Regions from separate parts of the Homo sapiens genome. Here region 2 is linked to region 1. Evidence: read pairs that join two places in POLR2A ChIA-PET (ENCODE). Cell type or tissue: B cell. All regions are shown on one strand. Each heading gives the region's core, and the rest is flanking DNA. Links, peaks and the distances in the headings are about the cores only.

Region 1 (4,584 bases), core at 1,248-3,747:
ACATGTTCAACTTAAAAATGAAAGTTTCTCCAAACCAGAGAGGAAGTCAAATAAATCATGAATGACTTTTTAAAATTTTAAGACAGTGTCTTTGCCTTTGTCACAGATTTACTAAACAAGAACTATCAGAAGCTTCTACCTAACAATTCCTTGCTGGGTTGATTTTTTTTAAAAGGAGATTCAGGCCGGGTACGGTGGCTCACGCCTGTAGTCCCCGCACTTTGGAAGGCCGAGGCGGGCAGATCACGAGGTCACGAGTTTGAGACCAGCCTGGCCAACACGGTGAAACCCTGTCTCCACTAAAAATACAAAAATTAGCTGAGCATGGTGGTGCACACCTGTAGTCTCAGCTACTGGGGAGGCTGAGGCAGGACAATGGCTTGAACCCAGGAGGCGGAGGCTGCAGTGAGCCGAGATCATGTCACTGCACTCCAGCCTGGGTGACAAGTAAGACATTGTCTCAAAAAAAAAAAAAAAAAAAAAGGAGATTCAATGACAAGACTGGTCAGCACTATAAAATTTATTCATATCTGAACTGAATTAAAAGCCATAAGTTCTGGCCCATGATTAACTTACAACAATATGATCTTAAATTCTTAGAAAGAAAAAGAAAAAAAAATCTTGCAGATGCTTTAATGTATGCCTAAAAGCAACAGTCCTCCAAAAATAAAGGGTATTAGAGCACTATTTCTTCACCACAAAAAAAAAAACCTCCAAGAAAAACCAATTAAAGTACATGTCATTCACAGAAGCATCTATGTTCATTTATACATTAATTTTTACATTAAACATTAAATATCCTGGGGGAAAAAAGACTAAAAACTCTTTCTGCATCACCATGTAAGTACAACCCAGAATCAATAACCCAGAAGCTCGAGGCCTGTTCACAACACAGACCTTTCAAAGATGCTAGGCTAGACCTGTGAATTTTCATTTAGGGCTGTCCCATGTAGCATCCAAAATATTATCATCCTGGGTTTCCCCTTTCAGCTTCTCATCATCTCCATCTCAATTCAAGGAAGAAAAAGTAACTTCACAACAAAAGACAAGTACATAAAATTACCTTTCACTTTATAGATGCACTTCATATTTTTCATTCTTTTAAAAAAAATAAAAGAGGCTCAGCATAGTGGCTCATGCCTGTAATCCCAACACTTTGGGAGGCCAAGGAGGGAGGATCGCTTGAGCCCAGGAGTTTAAGGCGAACCTGGGCAATACAGTGAGACCCCATCTCTAAAAAAATTTTAAGAAATAAGAAAAGAAATAAAAGTCACATCTTGCCAGTAGTTATACTGGTATGAAGGAAACCCTCCAAATATAATCTACAGAGTGTTAACCCCTTTAGTTCCTGCAAAGCATGGTAAGAAATAACAAATTACACCCCTATACCTTTTTCTCTGAGAATAAGATAGAACATTCCCATTCTTCTCCCTCCAGGGAGCCCTACCCCCCAAAAAAATAAACGCAGAAGCTGTGGCCAGATGCAGTGGTTCATGCCTGTAATCCCAGAACTTTGGGCAGCCAAGGCAGGAGGACTGCTTGAGCCCGGGAGTTCAAGACCAGCCTGGGCAGCAACAAAGTGAGACCCCTGTCTCTACAAAAAATAAAAAATTAGCCAGGCATGGTGACATGGACCTGTAATCCCAGCTACTTGGAGGATTGCTTGTGTACAGAAGTTTGAGGTTGCAGTGAGCTAAGATCATGCCACAGCACTCTAGCTTAGGGGACAGACCAAGACCTTGTCTCAAAAAAACAAACAAAAACAAACAAAAAAAGACAGAAGTTGTATCCTAAGGAAAATGAGACATACCAGTTAAGATGCAGGAGAATTCTGCTGAAACTACTTGAAACAAGATTCAGGGAGATGGAGGTCAAAATGGCTGTGTGGAAACACCACAGGGCTTAGAACCAAACAGACTTGGTTTCCAATCCCAGCACACTGTACAGAAACTGCACACCTATCTCTAGGAGTTGTTAAGATTAGAAACACATTTCAAAGACTTGCCCAAGGGCCGGGCGTTGTGGCTCACGCCTGTAATCCCAGTACTTTGGGAGGCCGGGGTGGGCGATCACTTGAGGTCAGCCTGGCCAACATGGTGAAAGTCCATCTCTACTAAAATACAAAAATTAGCCGGGCATGGTAGCGGGTGCCTGTAATCCCAGCTACTCGGGAGGCTGAAGAAGCAGAATCGCTTGAACCCAGGGGGCGGAGCTTGCAGCGAGCTGAGGTCGCACTATTGCACTCCAGCCTGGGCAATAAGAGAGAGATTCTGTCTCAAAAAAAAAAAAAAAAAAGTTGCCCAAGACCATATGTGAACCCAATTCAGCATGACTCCTAAATTCAGTGCTCCTTCCCAGTGCCATGCGTCCAGAATGCTACCTTATGGGAAATGTGTAACCACAGGTGGGAAGATACATTGTATGCAATGTTTAGGTGCTTTTTGCTACCTCAGTTCCCTCATCATCATTATGCTAATAGGAGCTATGTATTCAGCACCTACTTACTAGCCAGGCAAGGTATATGAAGTGCTAAGCACAGGACCTATTACATCATAAGCTCTCAATAACTGATGACTACTTATACAGAGATTTAACTTCTTAAAAGAGCTTAGAAAAGGAAACTGGAACGAAACAGAAGTTAACTGGAAACTCACAGGAAACTGAAACAGAAGTTAACCGGGCAAAAAAAGGGGAAGAACATACCAGAGTGGACATTTTAGAGAATGGCAATGTATACAAAAGCATACAAGTGAAAAAAAGCACAGTGCATTCATGGAAGTGCAAGTCATCTGGCATGGCTAGAGAGCAGACAACAAATATAGACAGAGCAGGAAATGAGGGTAAAAAGGCAGGCAGGTCTTGGTATACAAAGAAAGATGCTTAGAGTTTATCCTGTGACTGAGAGAAGCCAAGGAAAACTTTTAAACAGGGAAGAGAACACAATTAGGTTTGTGTTTCAGAATGATCAATCAGTGACAGGGTAGAGAAAGACCTACTGAAGGGAGAAGAGACCGAGACAGGCTGATGAGTTAGGAGACTACCTCATTAGTCTAAGCAAGAAATAAGTGCCTGAACTAACACTGGAATGATATGGAGAACAGGAAGTAGAAACAACAAGACTCAGTGATCCATTAGAATATGGATCACTGGGCAAGGTGGCTCACACCTGTAATCTCAGCACTTTGGGAGGTCAAGACGGGTGGATCACCTTAGCCCAGGAGTGAGATCAGCCTGGGAAACAATGCAAAACCCCATCTCTATTTAATTTAAAAAAAAAAATCTAATTAAAACAAATTTTTTGGTCGGGTGCGGTGGCTCACGCCTGTAATCCCAGCACTTTGGGAGGCCAAGGCAGGTGGATCACGAGGTCAGAAGATCGAGACCATCCTGGCTAACACGGTGAAACCCCATCTCTACTAAAAAAATACAAAAAAATTAGCCGGGCGTGGTGGCGGGCACCTGTAGTCCCAGCTACTCAGGAGGCTAAGGCAGGAGAATGGCGTGAACCCGGGAGGCGGATTTTGAGACAGAGTCTTGCTCTGTCGCCCAGGCTGGAGTGCAGTGGCACGATCTTGGCTCACTGTGATCCCTGCTCACTGCAACCTCCGTCTCCTGGGCTCAAGCAATTCTCCTAACTCAGCCTAGCCTCCTGAGTAGCTGGGATTACAGGCACCCGCCACCACACCCAGCTAATTTTTGCATTTTTAGTACTGATAGGGTTTCGCCATGTTGGCCAGGCTGGTCTCGAACTCCTGACCTCAGGTGATCCGCCCACCTTGGCCTCCCAAAGTGCTGGGATTATAAGCATGAGCCACCGTGTCCGGCCAAAACAAAATATTTTTAGAATATAAGGATGACTCTCAATTTTTTTGACTTTGGTAAGTTACTATGGTCTGAATGTCAGTGTCCCCCAAAAATTCCTATGTTGGAACTTAATTCCCAATGTGATAGTATTAAGAGATGGGGTCCAGGCACAGTGGCTCACAGTCATAATCTCTGCACTTTGGGAGGCCAAGGTGGGAGTATCATTCATGGCCAGGGGTTTGAGACCAGTCTGGGAAACATAACGAGACCCCATCTCTACAAAAAATAAAAAATCAGCCAGGTGTGGTGGCACACGCCTGTAATCCCAGCTACTTGGGAGGCTGAGGTGGGAGGATCGCTTAAGCCCAGGAATCCAAGGCTACTGTGAGCTATGATCTCGCCACTGCACTCCAGCCTTGGTGACGAGCAAGACTCTCTCGATATAGAGATAGAGATAGAGATAGAGATAGAGAGAGAGAGAGAGAGAGAGAGAGAGAGAGATGGTGCCTCTAGGAGGTGATTAGGTCATGAAAGAGGAGTGCTCATGAACAGGCTTAGTGCCCTTATAAAACAAGCTTGAGGGAGCCTGTTTGCCCCTCCCACCATGTGAAGATGCAACAAGAAGGTGCCATCTTTGAAGTAGACAGCAGGCTCTCATCAGACAATAAATCTTCTGACTTCTTGATCTATGACTTCCTAGCTTCCAAACTGTGAGCAATAAATTTCTATCATTTATAATTTACCAAGTCTAAGGTATTTTGTCATAGCAGCAGAAATGGA
Region 2 (4,584 bases), core at 1,341-3,840, 870 kb after region 1:
GAAGCCTATGAAGAGTCTCTTGACGCCTGGGTCACTGTGTCATTTCTTCTTCCCCCAGACAAGTGTCCCCCAGCCCCACCTCTCCCTGGTGCTGCACCCTCTGTGGTGTTGACAGTGGGCCTGTCAGGTGAGTATCCCCAGGGCTCTGGGCAGGGCTGGTGGGACCAGGGGTGTGTGTCCTTGGCCCCTGTGTCACTGATCCTCCTTCCAAATTAGCCATTCGAATTAAGAAACCTATCAAGACCAAGTTCCGGCTGCCTGTCTTCAACTGGACAGCACTGAAACCCAACCAGATCAGTGGCACTGTCTTCAGCGAACTTGATGATGAGAAGATCTTGGAGGTAACAGGGCCTGGGGTCCAGAGGGCTAAGGTTGAGGGCTAGGGACCTGGTTGCCTTTTGAGGAGATTCTGGTCTTAGAAAAGCCATCAGACAGGGTGAGGCCAGGCTTAGCTCCACCAACCCTTCATTCTTGAGTGTACGTATATTTCTAGTTGTGTCAACACTTTGTGTTTGTATTCAGGAAATATTCCAGAGTGACAGAGCTCTGGGCCAATGCTGGGTGGGCTGTCATGAGGTCCTCCACTAGTATGAGGCTACAGCGTTTTCCTTGCTCACCTATTCCTGCCAGGACCTGGATCTTGATAAGTTTGAAGAATTATTCAAGACAAAAGCGCAGGGCCCTGCCCTTGACCTCATCTGCTCCAAAAACAAGACAGCGCAAAAAGCTGCCAGCAAGGTGACTCTGTTGGAAGCCAATCGTGCCAAGAACCTGGCCATCACCCTACGCAAGGCTGGCCGCTCGGCTGAGGAGATCTGCAGGGCCATTCATACGTGAGGCTCCCACTGACCTGGCTCTGGTCCCTAGTCTGTTGGCAACCCAGTTCTCCACCCAGGAGCCTGGGTTTCCCTAGATTCCAGGTCATCTGACAGAACTCCCTCACATCCCCCTAGTCATCCACTGGCTTGGCTAGAATTTACTGCATCTGTGCTGGCAGTTCAGCCCAGACCTTCACCCAAGGAGCTCTCAGTCTATTGGGAACAGTGCAGTAACACTGAGTGATACCACCAGGATGGTAGAAGTATACAGGCAGCTTTGGGAGAATAGGGAGGTTCATGTAGCTGAGCTTGGTGATGAATGAGGGAAGCCTTCCCAGAGGAGGTAATGTCTCAACTGGGACCTGAAGAAAAGATATGAGTTAGTCCAGTTCAGGGCCTGGAGGGAGAAGCATAGTGCCTTGGGTACTAAAAATTGAATCTGGCTTTAGTGTAGGGAGAGGAGCAGGAGAAGGTAGAGAGTTGGGCAGAAGTCTTGCAGGCTGGACCTCGTAAGCCATGCTCAGGTGTTTGGACTTCACCCTAGGTACAGTGGGAGTACATCAAAGGGCTTATTAAACAGGAGCATGGAGTGTTCCCCCGGGATCATTGCTGGTGCTGTGACAGATGATGCAATGGGTCCTTTGCCTTTGGCTGTGTTCCGTGTACAGTCCCCTGTCCAGTTCTTCTAGGAGCTTGGAGAATAAAAGGGATGAGGGAAAACGTGGAGAGATGTGAGAACTGAGGTGGTCCCTCCCTCCTCCACAGGTTTGACTTGCAGACACTACCTGTGGACTTCGTGGAGTGCCTGATGCGCTTCCTGCCCACAGAGGCTGAGGTAAAGCTGCTGCGGCAATATGAGCGGGAGCGGCAGCCCCTGGAGGAGTTGGCAGCTGAGGACCGCTTCATGCTGCTCTTCAGCAAGGTGGAACGGTTGACCCAGCGAATGGCTGGCATGGCCTTCCTGGGGAACTTCCAGGATAACCTGCAGATGCTCACACCGGTACAGCCCCCACCCAACTCATGGCTCTGGACAGCTGTCCCTCCACCCTCCATCTGCTAGTCACCTCCCCTGCCCTTCCAGTCCTTCTGACCCCTCCCTGTCTTTACCCCATCTCAGCCTGGGGTTACTTCAGTGTTCATATTGTCCTACAGCAACTCAATGCCATCATTGCGGCGTCCGCTTCCGTCAAGTCTTCACAGAAGCTGAAGCAGATGTTGGAGGTGGGAAGAGGTTGTGAACAGGGGTGCTGGGGGTTTTCAGGTCCTAGGTGGGGGCCTGGGGCTATACAGAGAGGAAGAAGGAGCCTTCAGGACCTGAGCCTGACCTGCCTCCCACACATTCTTTGGACAGATCATACTTGCACTGGGGAACTACATGAACAGCAGCAAGCGGGGAGCTGTGTATGGCTTCAAGCTCCAGAGCCTGGATCTGGTAAGATGGTGAGGGCAGCGTGGGCCAGGAAGCCTGGGGGGCAGCAGTTGTGGAGCCAGAGTGCTTAGCTCTTGTGCACCGCCCTCACCCCCTCTCCTAGCTGCTGGATACCAAGTCCACTGACCGGAAGATGACACTGCTTCATTTCATCGCCTTGACAGTGAAGGAGAAATACCCAGACCTGGCTAACTTCTGGCATGAGCTGCACTTTGTTGAGAAGGCTGCAGCAGGTGAGGAGAGCCTGGCTGGGTGGGCCTGCCCTCACATCCAGCCCAGGACAATCCCAGGAAGCTATGAGGAGAGAGAACACTTGGGTCCATTTGTTTCTGGCTTTTGTTATCTTCTTTCTGACCACTTCAAAGCTTTCCGCTGGAGCCTTAAGCAGGGGCCACTCCAGAGGGAGCCTTCCTCCAGGCGCCAGGCCTGGCCCAGCCCAGCCCTTCCCAGCTAGGTACAGTGGGAGCAGGAACAAGAAGGGGAGCAGTCGCTCTTTACTCCCAACTCCCTCAAGCTGGCCCCAGAGGTCTTGTGTTTTGTGTATGATGTATGTGAAGTGCTTAGAAAAAAATCATAAAGCTCTCTATAGACATGAGGTAGCTGTTATTTCTGCCCCACCCATGAACCCTAGGGCAGGCCTGAGGCAGTTTCATTTTGGAGACCAGCAGTCTCTGTGGCTTGCCTGCCTTTGCTACTGTGTTCTTTGGGGTCACAAGCTCAGTTTCCATTCCATTCCCTCCCCCTGTGAGGGATCAGCTAGCTTGGTGTGTACTTCCTTATGTCCATACAGGTATGTGAACCTGAGTGAGCCCATGCTGAGGGGGAGGGCCAGAGTTTGATATAGCTCTGGGCTGGGAGGTGAGCATGCCAGGCCCTAGGCATTCCTCAGCCAGGCTTTTGGTGACCAGTGTCCCTGGAGAACGTGCTGCTGGACGTGAAGGAGCTGGGCCGGGGCATGGAGCTGATTCGGCGTGAGTGCAGCATCCATGACAACAGCGTCCTCCGGAACTTCCTCAGTACCAATGAAGGCAAACTAGACAAGCTCCAGCGGGACGCCAAGACGGCTGAGGCAAGCACGGGGTGCAGGCGGTGGGAGCAACCAGGGCCAAGGCACCAGGCCCCTCTAGGTGGCCCTAGTTCTATTTTTTTTTTTTTTTAAATCAAGCAGCTGGCTGGCTACATGTAGGGGAGAGAGAGCGCTTTGGGAGTGCCAGGCAGCTGCCTCTGGAGACATGTAGGGGAGAGAGAGCGCTTTGGGAGTGCCAGGCAGCTGCCTCTGGAGACTCATACTCAGGAGCTTTGGGAGCCCCAGGTTCCCTCCAGCTCACAGGGGCCTGGGTGCTTGGTTTTCCTCCCTTTGGCCCTGGGCTCTGCTTTCTGCAGGCCTCTCATCCGTGGTGTGGGAGCTGGGCTGATCTTCCTGCCAGGGTGACCCATTCTGCCCACCCCTTCCCCAGGAGGCCTACAATGCAGTTGTGCGCTACTTTGGCGAGAGTCCCAAGACTACACCTCCTTCTGTATTCTTCCCAGTATTTGTCCGATTCATTCGTTCTTACAAGGTAAGCTGCAGAGAGCTTTTTAAGAAGTTTGGTTGCGAGAAAACTGGCTGGGGGAGAGAAGCCTGGGCTTAAAGTATGGGCCTTTTCCGACTCCTCCTCCGAGTCCTGGGAAGGGAGCGATGCAAGCTGGTGACAGGCCTCTTAGCTGTGAACTGGTGGGCAGGGTGGGGCCCAGGACCTTCCTGTCATTGTTTGGGGCAGGAAGTGCCCCTCCAGAGGGTGGCCACCTGGAGTTAGCGGGTCCCACTGCCACCCACTCTCCACCTCAGTGTCAGCCCCTCCCCTCACAGCCTATGAGCCTCACTCCCCACCCCCCATCTTCCATGGCTCTTAGGAAGCAGAACAAGAGAATGAAGCCCGCAAGAAGCAGGAGGAGGTAATGCGGGAGAAGCAGCTGGCTCAGGAAGCCAAGAAACTGGATGCCAAGGTGGGTGGGACCAAGAGCTGGGGCCTGGAGGACGACAAGGCAAAAGAGTGGGGGCTGGGGGTCAGAAGGCTAGAGGAGATGAAAACTTGGAGTGGACAGACCACCCAGAGGGCCAGTGGGCTGGCATCCAGAGGGATGGAGGGAGGGCCTTTGGGGATTCCTAGCAGTGCACAAGCAGTGGCATCCTCAGACTGCACCTTGGGGCAGGAACCAGTCCCACATTAGGTTAGTGATGACTTCCTTCCCCTCCACATTCTTGGCCCTAGACCCCATCCCAGCGGAACAAGTGGCAACAGCAGGAGTTAATAGCAGAGTTGAGGCGGCGCCAGGCCAAGGAACACCGGCCTGTTT

The links. ChIA-PET counts read pairs that join two places held together with the same protein. Peaks named below come from ENCODE experiments on the same cell type or tissue, not always from the same donor. Only the 100,000 strongest peaks of a DNase experiment are listed, where the experiment ranks them.
Region 2: POLR2A ChIA-PET joins it to region 1 with 5 read pairs; 1 of 35 experiments calls an interaction of 5 or more read pairs at or near these places.

The regions. Positions count from the first base shown.
Region 1 is chr12:50,515,935-50,520,518 of GRCh38, reverse strand. The region is part of intron 1 of DIP2B (disco interacting protein 2 homolog B); the gene reads right to left. Among named protein-coding and RNA genes, the nearest start is that of DIP2B, 13 kb to the right of the region's middle. RefSeq lists enhancers at 2,478-2,767, 2,828-2,917, 2,938-2,987. In B cell, for the core only: no CTCF peak of the experiment used is centred there; a DNase peak (open chromatin) is centred at 2,678; H3K4me3 peaks cover 1,004 bases; H3K27ac peaks cover 2,500 bases.
Region 2 is chr12:49,646,925-49,651,508 of GRCh38, reverse strand. It overlaps FMNL3 (formin like 3), which reads left to right. Exons shown (of 26, transcript NM_175736.5): 15 at 59-127; 16 at 217-341; 17 at 631-833; 18 at 1,584-1,818; 19 at 1,971-2,039; 20 at 2,170-2,250; 21 at 2,351-2,480; 22 at 3,156-3,316; 23 at 3,705-3,806; 24 at 4,141-4,233; 25 at 4,500-4,584. Among named protein-coding and RNA genes, the nearest start is that of PRPF40B, 26 kb to the right of the region's middle. RefSeq lists an enhancer at 2,901-3,893. In B cell, for the core only: no CTCF peak of the experiment used is centred there; no DNase peak of the experiment used is centred there; H3K27ac peaks cover 227 bases.